2 separate regions of the Homo sapiens genome follow, and region 2 is linked to region 1. A link is a loop called in an ENCODE intact Hi-C map of the cell type or tissue named here. Cell type or tissue: dorsolateral prefrontal cortex. All regions are shown on one strand. Each heading gives the region's core, and the rest is flanking DNA. Links, peaks and the distances in the headings are about the cores only.

Region 1 (5,685 bases), core at 437-5,436:
GGCCTCATAGCCCTTTCATCTGGTCTCTGGCTTCCTCCTTATTTCCTGCCAGTCTCCCCCCACTCATGGTGCTCCAGCCACACTGACTGCCTTTCTTTCCTTGCATCCAGATCCTATCTGCCTCAAGCGGGAATTCCCTGCCCTGTTCTCCAGTCTTGGCACATACTGTTCTCCCTGGAGTCCTTCCCACCTGCCCAGAGCTTCCTCTACTTTCAAGCTCACGTAAACTCACTTTCCCCATGAAGACTCCCTTGACATCCAGTGATTTTCCTTTGTCTCCAAACGCCAGTGTTCTATTTTGAGACTTGTGCTCATCTCCTCACTGGTAGGAGGCTGCCTGGTTTCTCTTCCTGATGTGATACAGCTGGCTGTGTGCCCACCAGCCAATGGGATGATCACTTTCCTGAAGCCAAGGACCATTTAGTTTGTTTTGATATCCTGAAGAGCCTCAGTATGGTCCACCTGTACATAAGCCTCTTAAGGATTCTGTTAGTTTGCTTTTGCCTCTGCATCAAGCTAGAAAAAGGGCACAGGGGAATGGAGAAACATGGTTCTTACTCTGGTTCTGACATCACCCTCAATGAAGAGGAGTGAATCACTGATACATCCAACCACATGGGTGAATCTCAAATGCATTACGTTAGGTGAAAGAAGAGGCACCCCAAAAATACATAGAGTATGATTCCACTGATATGACACGATGGGAAAGGCAAACTGGAGCAGTGGAGAATGCACCAGTGGTTGCCAGAGGCTGACAGTGAGGGAGGGTTGACTACAAAGGAATAGCAAGAATGAATTTTTTTGTGGAAGGTGATAGAAATATTCTGTATCAATTGTGATGCTGGGTCTGTGACACTATGCATTTGTCAACATTCATAAAACTGTATACCAAGAACAGTAAATTTTGTTTCTAAAATAAATTTAGAAAACACAAAAAAGCAGAACACTGCCTAACACATCTAAGTGTTTAATAAATGTTTCTGTTACCAAGAAAAAATAACTCTGCCTTGCAGGAAATAAAAAATTACCAATGGCAAAGACTTATTTACTGATGGAGTATTATCTGAAAAACAAATAAGATTGGTTGCAAAAAGATTTCCTAGTTTGTAAAATATCCAGTTGTACTTATGTTTCATAGGGATCACATAGTATCTTTAAAGTACTAAAAGAAAAAATTGTGAAAACATGGTATCTAAGTGCTAATTTCTTTAAATAATCTAAAATAAAACAATGCGCTTTAGTTTTAAAAAGTTGTGGTGTCCAAAGAAATACATTTTCATTGTTATTAAGCGTATGCAAAAAATTATAAACACAGACATACACAAACACAAATAGTTGTTTTCTTATTTTCCAAAGATAAAACTGTAGGGAATTAATATTGAGTCCTGCTTGTGCGAGGCACTGTTGTATTCATTAGATCTTATAATAATCCCATGAGGGAAGCAGTATTATCCCCATTGTATAGATGGCAACTATGAGACCCAGGGAGGTGAAGTGAGTTAAGAAAGGTTACAGGGTTGGTAGCATCTGCTCCAAGATGTAATCCAGGTCTGCCTGACTCTGCGGATGCATTTCCCACAGACACACACTCCTTCTGGCTGTACAAATGGCAGGCAGCCAACAGCTCCAGCTCACAAAGACAAGGCTCCCGCCTGAACAGCATGCAGCTCTCTCAAGTCTGGCCTCTGCTGAGAACCTCTGTCCCGCTGCCGGACCTGCAACCCCAAGGCTCCTGCCCTGTCAGTGGCTTCAGTGTGGTCACTGTGGTGAGGAAAATCTGTCCCTTTGCGAAGACACTGAGGCAGGGCCTGGATCTAAGCCGTATCTTCCTCAGCTGCAGTGCCAGCACAAAAGCAAACAGCCTCACAGGGGGCCATTCTGTCAGGAAGATAAATGCTGTCTCATTGATTCCCTCACCGAGGAGCTTGTCTGAAATGGCAGCTGCTAGACAGAAACGCTTTGAAGATTGAACCCAGGAGTCCAGTTCCAGCCTCTCTTTCAGTCTTGACTAGCAATTCAAACTCGCGTGACAAATTTAAGTCCATGTCACTGCCTAGGATAGAAAGTAAACTCGGTGAATGACACAACTTGCCAGGGATATCCTTAGACCGTTGCCACGTTGCCAGTACCAGGACAGATCCTACTGGCTACTATCTGCTGTAGGATTTACAGCCAGTCCCATCCCAGAATTTGCATGGGTCACAATGTCCTTCAAGGGCAAAGGGAAGTCCTGAAAAGGCAATGAAGTTCGAAAAAGGAGAGTACAGAGCGTCTCACTTGTCAGGACACGGGGAAGGGAGAAGGGTCCCTCGGAGTCCTGTGTATGAGTGTGTGACTGATACACACACTCATGAATGTGCATCGGGGTCCTATGTATGAATGTGTGAGTGATACATACACTCATGAATGTGCATCGGGGTCCTATGGATGAATGTGTGAGTGATACATACGCTCATGAATGTGCGTTGGGATCCTATGTATGAATGTGTGAGTGATACATACACTCATGAATGTGCATCAGGGTCCTATGGATGAATGTGAATGATACATATGCTCATGAATGTGGGTTGGGATCCTATGTATGAGTCTGTGAGTGATACACACACTCATGAATGTGCGTCGGGATCCTATGGATAAATGTGTGAGTGATACACACACTCATAAATGTGCATCGGGGTCCTTTGTATGAATGTGTGAGTAATACATACACTCATGAATGTGCATCGGGGTCCTCTGTATGAGTGTGTGAATGGTACATATACTCATGAGTGTGCATCAGGGCTTTTGTTTTTGTTGTACCAGCTAACAGCATCACACCAGCTATCCCGGTGTCACTGTCTTGTATCAACTGCTGTTCACATCAGAGGGCGAGGACTAAGGCAACTACCCCCAATTCCCTGTGTGCCAAGGAAGTGGCCTAATGTCGTGGGTGAGATGGAGTATGAGCAACAGCAGATGATCACATCCAGGGGTGCACCCCGCCCCTGGCATTTCCACCTGGCCCCTCAGTGGAAGAGGTTAGTGCAGTGAGAGATTTCTCCACGAGGTGGCGCTCATAGCTTAGCTTTATTTTTACTTTCATTGATGGGAAAATTTGCCCTGCTACCGCCGCCGGAGAACGCACATGACTTATGCTTTCTAATTCATGTGCAGATTTCGTGTACTGTCATGTTTGGGGTTCTATTGAATTTTGTACAATTACAACTTATTCTTTCCCTCTGGGACCTTGGCAAGCAACACTATACAAGGATAGGCATTATAACCTGTCGGGTGGGGGGGCGGTGGGGGGGTCATTATTTTATCACACACACAGAAACACACACACATATACACACTTGCTTTAGGGATAAATTCTGCCATTTTATTTTTTCCTGGTCCTCATCGTGGTCAGAATGGTGTGACCAGCTGATACCCTTTGTTTACTAGAACCCAGTACAGCAACACCAGTTCAGTATTCATGTCCATTACATGGTGGACAAAGCTTGGATTGGCAGCCTCAAAAAATGCTCACCCACCCTGAGGCTTAGCGATCAAAGCTCAGAGGAAAACAGCTGGTGGCAGGCTTGTCTTTAAAGGAGGATATCAGAACTGGTATGTGTGTGAGATGCTGTGGCTGGGTTTTACATGGTGGCTGTCTCTGAAGAAGCTACCTGTAGGGCTGAGCTGACTGAGGTGCTTGGAAGCCTTATAGTAATACTACTGGATATGATCCAGTTATTAGGGTTTAAAATAACAGATGTACAATATCATCCCTTTCCTCAAGGAAAAATCCAGTCTACTAGAGACGATAAGAAATTTAGTCAATCCAGTAACACAAAAGGTAGTTTCTGCTAAGTACATCATGTCAACAAATTTGCTCTGAGAGTTCATAGGAAAACCTATCCCTGTGTCTTGGAATACAACAGTGCCTCGCACAAGCAGAACTCAATATTAATTCCCTACAGCTGGGGAAGCGTTCAGGGAAGGATAGACCTAGGTCAGGCTTTGACAGGATTAGGAATCAGGCAGGGCAGGAGAGGGCATGACCGGGGAAGTGGGAAGGGAATTCTGTAATAGATCATCTATGTAGACCTGGTAAACCTCGGATAGCTGGAGCTCAATTAATTGGCACCCTCAGTAATAGGTGGTTCCTTTAAAAATTCTATTTCATGAAAAGACAAAATCACAGTAAGATGACAGTTCCTTACAGTATAGAAGGATGATGTCCCCGAAGCCCAGCAGAATGATTAATCTTTAAGGCAGTATTTATTTTTATTCTTATTAAATACTGAGAGTGACCTCATTCATTCAACACATTTTTTTTTTTTTATTATACTTTAAGTTCTAGGGTACGTGTGCACAATGTGCAGGTTTGTTACATAGATATACATGTGCCATGTTTGTTTGCTGCACCCATCAACTCGTCATTTACATTAGGTATATCTCCTAATGCTATCCCTCCCCCAGCCCCCCACCCCCCAACAGGCCCCAGTGTGTGATGTTCCCTGCCCTGTGTCCATGCATTCAGCACATGTTTATGCAAATATTTATGAAAATATTTATGGAGTATTTTCATTGTGCTGAATGTTTTGTGGGAAACTAAGATGTATCAGGCAGGATTGTCTTCTCTGGAGACTTTGTGGTAGGAGAAAAGACAATAAATGTGAATATCACGATAATGTCAGAGAAAAGACAAAGACTCTACGGTAAGTACGGAAAAGTATAGAGCAAGACAAAAATTATTTCAGCTGAGGGTTCAGTGGTAGGATGTATTCATATAAAGATAAAAGGAGAGGAAGAGATTTTTGCATTAAGAAATGGCAAGCACAAAATAAAGAAGTCTGCAAGAAGAGACTGAATGGGGAACACAGAGTAGGAGAGCAGACATAGTGAGCAAGGCTGCTGCAAGCTTAGGTGAGAGCCATATGTCAGGCAGCTTTGCATGGCAGGTTAAAGAGTTTCAGTTCAGCTGGGCGCGGTGGCTCACGCCTGTAATCCCAGCACTTTGGGAGGCCGAGGCGGGCGGATCACGAGGTCAGGAGATTGGAGATTGCAACCATCCTGGCTAACACGGTGAAACCCCGTGTCTACTAAAAAATACAAAAAATTAGCCAGGCGAGGTGGTGGGTGTCTGTAGTCCCTGCTACTCGGGAGGCTGAGGCAGGAGAATGGCGTGAACTCGGGAGGCGGAGCTTGCGGTGAGCCGAGATCCCGCCACTGCCCGCCAGCCTGGGCGACAGAGCGACTCTGTCTCAAAAAAAAAAAAAAAAAAAAGAGTTTGAGTTCAGTAGGATTCTACATACTTTTGAGTAGACAGATAAGCTGATCTTTAGAAAGACCTGTGTTTCAAAAGATTAGCACATAATGCCAACATATAAGATGGACTGACGGGGGGCAGAGAAAGGAGATAGAGGATTTGGTTAAAAGGCTATCCTATAGGCCCCGGAATGAATAGGACTTTATAAACTGACATTTATTGTTATCATTTTGGAACATATCAAAATCCGTTCCTCAAAATTAAAAAAAATCTAAGCATATATAATTCACCAGATCTGAAAAGAATGTGTTAAGGGTTACTAAAAGTGACTGAGAGCAGGAAGAAATGATGCAAGAAGTGAAGAGCAGAGCCATGGAGAAGTGGGGGTAGGGGGGCAGCTATTTCAGAATGTACCAGCATTTCCTGAAGGTGAGAGATATGCCCAGGAG
Region 2 (5,685 bases), core at 206-5,205, 1.0 Mb after region 1:
CAACTCTTGTCTCTTCAGTTAGACATGCATGCCTTGTGGTCATGGTGTAACCACCCAGTGGGTTCACCCTGTCCGCTGCCTAGCAGAGCTGATTTATCAAGACAGGGGAATTGTAATAGAGAAAGAGTAATTCACGCAGAGCTGGCCGCACTGGAGACCTGGAGTTTTGTTATTACTCAAATCAGTCTCCCGGAGAATTTGGAGGATCAGAGTTTTTAAGGATGACTTGGTGGGCAGGGGAAAACCAGTGAGCCAGGAGTGTTGATTGGTTAGGTAGGAAATGAAATCATGAGAAGTTGAAGCTGTCCTCTTGTGCTGAGTCTGTTCCTGGGTGGGGGCCGCAAGATTAGATGAGCCAGTTTATCCATCTTAGTGGTGCCAGCAGATCCATCAAGTGCAGAGTCTGCAAAATATCTCAAGCACTGATTTTGGGAGCAGTTTAGGGAGGGTCAGAATCTTGTAGCCTCCAGCTGCAGGACTCCTAAACCATAATTTCTAATCTTGTGGCTAATTTGTTATTCCTACAAAGGCAGTCTAGTCCTCAGGCAAGAAGGAGATTTGTTTTGGGAAAGGACTGTTATCATCTTTGTTTTAAACTATAAGTTCCTTGCAAAGTTAGTTCAGCCTATGCCCAAGAAGGAACAAGGACAGCTTAAAGGTTAGAACCAAGATGGAATTGGTTAGATTAGATCTCTTTCACTGTATAAGTCATAATTTTGCAAAGGCGGTTTCAATGGTCCATGTCTCATCTGTCTTTTGCTGCCCTCCACATTGGCAAATACACGGTGCATATATTGGTTTGTTTATTCATTTATTCAAAGTATCTAGAAATAGTTATTGAGTTCCTACTGTATCAGGCATGCTTCTTGATGCTGTACATTCAGCAGAAAACATCATAAAACCCCACCTCCATGGGGGTTACTGTTCTAGTCCAGGACAACAGATAAGAAATAGCAATGACATTCAGATATTGTAGGTAAGGAGAAGCGTTTGAAAAAACAAAACAAAACAAAACAAAACAAAAAACACAAAGTGTGGTAGGGAAAGAGAAAGTAACAAGTGTGTTTTTTAGGTCTGGTGGTCACAGACTGTCTCTGTGAGGAAATAACAATTAGAGAGGCAACTAAATGAGATGTAGGACTGCCTACCCAAATGCCTATGGGAAGAGGGTTTCCTCAGAGGAAAGAGCCAACACTAAGGCTCTGAGGGAATTGCACTTGATGTGTTCTTCAAACATCAAAGAGTCAGCATTCTTGGACAAAATGACCAAGATGACGCAACCTCTGTTACCCACTGTTGTCTTTTAAATTTTAGAAACTTGTTCGGGGCTGACTTTCAGTAAGGTGTATTTTCATATAAAAGATTGCACTCAGCCTTTCATTCTTACTTTCTAGTATCAATTTTACCTCTTCAAAGTCAAACTATTCCAGAGCTAGAGAATACAGGAAGGATGTGGATGGAAGACCAGGATGTGACCAGTGTTACCCCTGGAAATGAAGATGGACTTAAGTGACTCAGTCCTAAATGAAATCAGGATATGTCTAAGTAAAATGCTATCACTTCTATTGTGTTCAAATTCTTTAACTATAAAGTTTGGGTGAAATCATGGTTGAGAAAATTATTAAATGTCCATTGTTAGGTCTCTTTCCTATATAGATTCATAATATGCAAATAGGACAAGTTTATCTGTACATAATTCTGAAAGCTGGCCAGGCGTGGTGGCTCACGCCTGTAATCCCAGCACTTTGGGAGGCCAAGGCAGGTGGATCACCTGAGGTCAGGAGTTCAAGACCAGCCTAGCCAACATGGCGAAACCCCATCTCTACTAAAAATATAAAAATTAGCCAGGCATGGTGAAGGGTGCCTGTAATTCCATCTATTTGGGAGACTGAGGCAGGAGAATCATTTGAACCCTGGAAGCGGAGGTTGCAGTGAGCCGAGATTGCGCCACTGCACTCCAGCCTGGGCAAAAGGAGCAAAACTCCATCTCAAAAAGAAAAAAAAAAATCCTAAAAGCTAACAGGCTGTAGACTATTTTTCTCTCTGTAAACATTATGCTAAAGGGCAACTATTCTATTTTGACTCTCTATGTAAAATACTGTCCTTATCATTGAGAAATAATTTTGTGTTTTCTTCCAAAGCTTCCCCAGCAGGGTCTTTGACATCGGAGTTTTTTCCCCTCATGTTGTCATTGGAAGCAGCTGTTACAAGTCATAACCGAGCTTATATTTATCATTAACTTAGTGACCCCTGCTGGGGAGGCTTAACATAATCATCCTTAAATTCAAAGTTGGGGTTTCAACAAAATAGGTGCTTGGACCTCAAACATGAGTTCTTCATAATCCAAGACAATGGATTTTGCAAGTTACTCAACCAGTCCCACCACTGGAGGCTTCAAGGAACTCACGGTCACCAATTGAGAGAGAATAACCCTTGTCACATGACTGAGTGTGTGACTGATTCTAAAAGTGACACATTTGGCATTAGCACACTTCTCCTGGTTGTCTGCCTCTGCTCCCTCACCTTGCTGGCTCTTTTTAATGTTATCTGCCAAGTGACACTTTTTGATCTCTTTCCAATATGCCTTTAAAAAAATCAAAAGGCTCAGATGATGTAGTTTTCTATCAGAATCTTTTCTTTTTTCCCCGTCACAATAGCATTGCTCAGTATCATATGCCAACCTTTTTTTTTTTTTTTTTTTTTGAGATACAGTCTCATTCTGTCACCCACCCCGGCTGGAGCACAGTGGTGTGATCTTGGCTGACTGCAGCCTCCGCCTCCCAGGTTCAAACCATTCTCGTGCCTCAGCCTCCCGAGTAGCTGGGAACACAGGTGTGTGTCACTACGCCTGGCTAATTTTTGTATTTTTAGTAGAGAGAGGGTCTCTGTTGGCCAGGCTGGTCTCGAACTCCTGACCTCAAGTGATCTGCCTATCTCAGTCACCCAAATTTCCAGGATTACAGGCATGAGTCACCACACCCGGCCTCATATGCTGAACTTTTTCCCATCACATTTGCAGAACGAAACTCTTGAAAAGGAAGTAAATACCCCATAAAGCAGAGGACTTATATTTTTATTTTCATGAATAATTAAAAAGCCAGATACACTTCTGTTGAAGTGTAAGCTTTTATCGTGTCGACCCTTGCAAATTGTTAGATTCTCCCTATCTCCATCCCAGACCACTTTGGCATAACCAATCAGTTTAGGTAAACCAATATTAGTGTCCACCGCCTAATATTAACCTCTATGTACAAAAACAAAAAACAAAAACAAAACAACAATACTTCAGTTTTGTTTATGCCTCAGAATAACAAATGTTAGTATACAACGTGGGTATTAAAAGGTCTGTGATTTGTTAGAATTGACCTAAGCATATTTAACAATAAAATTTTTAAACGAATATTTGTTTTAAATAGTTCTATTAAAAGCAATATGTGTGTATACGCTTCATAATTAGTTTACAAGCTATTCACTATAAGATGTCAATAGATAAACCTAAATTACCTAAAATCCAACTATCTGAATCTTTCCACTAGTTCTACAGTAAGAGATTTTCTAAGTGTATCCAATTTTTATGGAAATGGGTAGAGAGAGAGAGAGAGAGATTGAACAAGATGATATAAGCACAAAACAGTTCATTTTCTCCCGTTTCTTTCCTTACTTCCTCATTCCTTCTCCCTTCCTTTCTTTCTTCCTTCTAACCCTCTCTTCCTTCCAAATATCCCTCCCTCCCTTTCTTCTTCCTAATTCGTCCTCCCTTCCTCCCTTCCTTCCCTCCTTCCCTCTTTCCTCTTTTTCCCCTTCCCCCTTGCCCCCTTCCCCCCTTCCCTCCTTCCTTCTTCCCTTGCAAAGAAAGGAGCTTCCTTCTTTCCTTTCCCTCTTTACCTTTTTTGTCCACCTTTGATGAAGACCTCACATTGAATAGAATTCTACTTGGCTGGGTACCAAGGCTTGTGCCTATAATCCCAACACTTTGGGAGGCAAAGGCAAGAGGATCACTTTGGCAAAGAGTTTAAGACCAGCCTGGGCAACATAGCAAGATCCCATCTCTAAAAAAAATTAAATTAGCTGAATATGGTGATGGTCACCTTAGTCCCAGCTACTTGGGAGGTTAAAGTGGGAAGATTGCTTGAGCCCAGGAGTTTGAGGCTGCAGTGAGCCATGATTGCTCCACTGCACTCTAGCCTGGGCTACAGAGCGAGACCCTGTCTCTTAAAAAATATAATAATAATTTGACTTAATTTAGTGTATTTTGTATCTAGAGACATAATAAACTCTTGCTGTTTAGGAAAGAAATTCAGTGGGTTAGAAGAAGGTAGAGACACTCGTTATATGATAAAAGTCCCTCCCATTTTTAAATTAAACTCCAGACTTTATATTTAGATTTCACCAGTCTTTTCATTTATGTCCACTTTCTGCTTCAAATTGAATCTAGAATGTCACATTTCATTTAGTTGTCATGTTTCCTTAGTCTCATTTGGTTAGTAATACTTTCTCCCTCTTTTCTTGTTTTCCTGACCTTTTGAGGAATACTGGTCAGGGACTTTGGAGAATGTCCCATAATTTAAGATTGTCTGATGTTTGTCTCATGTTTAGACTGAGGTTGTGTTTTTTGAGAAAGAATACCATAGAAAAGTGTCTTTCTTGTAACCTCATAACAGGAAATACATGATAGTCGCATGGTTTGTCACTAGTTTACTCGGATAAGACAGTGTTTGCCAAGTTTCTTCACTATAAATTTTTTCCCTCCTTTTTTCTTGGAAATGAGCCACTAGGTATAGCTCACCCTCAAAGAGGGGAGTAAATAAGGCCTTTTTTGAAACATGGACCTTGATGGTGTAAAGAAGAAAGGATAGATAAAAGCCATTGCCAGGTTTAGATCACATCGCTAATGTTCTTTCACTGAAGACTCAAGTCACAGAAGAGAGAATATTGTCCTCTTGAAAGTAAATAGACCATGATGGGGTAAACTCTTCTACCTTAGGGTTACTCATTTTTAATATTCATAGTTGGTAGTGCCTCCACTAGGTGCTTAGAAGTAGTGGGTTCTGGACTACATGGCTAAGGACTGAGCTTGGCTACAATAGCAATGGGTAGGCCAGCTGAGCATATCTCACCTATGGTCTTTTATACTCAAAGAGGCTAGACTGGGCTTTTTCACATGGCTACCCCAGCTGTCCCCAGTGTGCAAGCCTTGCTTGTTTCACACTTGGTGATATATTATACCATTGACCAAAGGAAGTCATGAATAAGTCCAGATTCAATGCAGGAGACATTGTGTTAATCAGGTTCTCCAAGGAAAGAGAAACTTATAGTGAAGATATTTATTATAAGGTTATTGGCTTGCACAATTGGCTTGAGAAGTTCCACAATTTTCCATTTGCAAGCTGGAGACCAAGCTTGCAAATCTTGGTATAGCTGATGGTATAGATTGCAGTCCAGGTCTGAAGGTCTGAGAACCAGGAATACTAAGGGCAGGAGAACAATGATGTTCCAGCTCAAGCAGGCAGGCAGAAAGAAAATTGAACCTTCTCCTTCCATTTGCTTCTGTTGAAGCCCACAACAGATTGGATGGTGTCTACCCATTTTTGGGAGGGCCATCTGATTTACTTAGTCCACCAATTCCAATGTTAATCTCTTCCAGAAACACCTTCACAGACACACACAGAAATAATGCTCAACTAG

Evidence for each region. Peaks named below come from ENCODE experiments on the same cell type or tissue, not always from the same donor. Only the 100,000 strongest peaks of a DNase experiment are listed, where the experiment ranks them.
Region 2: a loop joins it to region 1, with 23 times the contacts of the local background. A loop is called at or near these places in 18 of 110 quality-filtered maps.

What each region holds. Positions count from the first base shown.
Region 1 is chr18:51,665,263-51,670,947 of GRCh38, forward strand. No RefSeq gene overlaps it. Among named protein-coding and RNA genes, the nearest start is that of LINC01630, 280 kb to the left of the region's middle. In dorsolateral prefrontal cortex, for the core only: CTCF peaks have their summits at 1,808 and 3,046 (motif pointing right); DNase peaks (open chromatin) are centred at 1,619 and 3,039; H3K4me3 peaks cover 1,312 bases; H3K27ac peaks cover 482 bases.
Region 2 is chr18:52,668,851-52,674,535 of GRCh38, forward strand. The region is part of intron 1 of DCC (DCC netrin 1 receptor); the gene reads left to right. Among named protein-coding and RNA genes, the nearest start is that of DCC, 330 kb to the left of the region's middle. In dorsolateral prefrontal cortex, for the core only: CTCF peaks have their summits at 2,244 (motif pointing left) and 2,446; no DNase peak of the experiment used is centred there.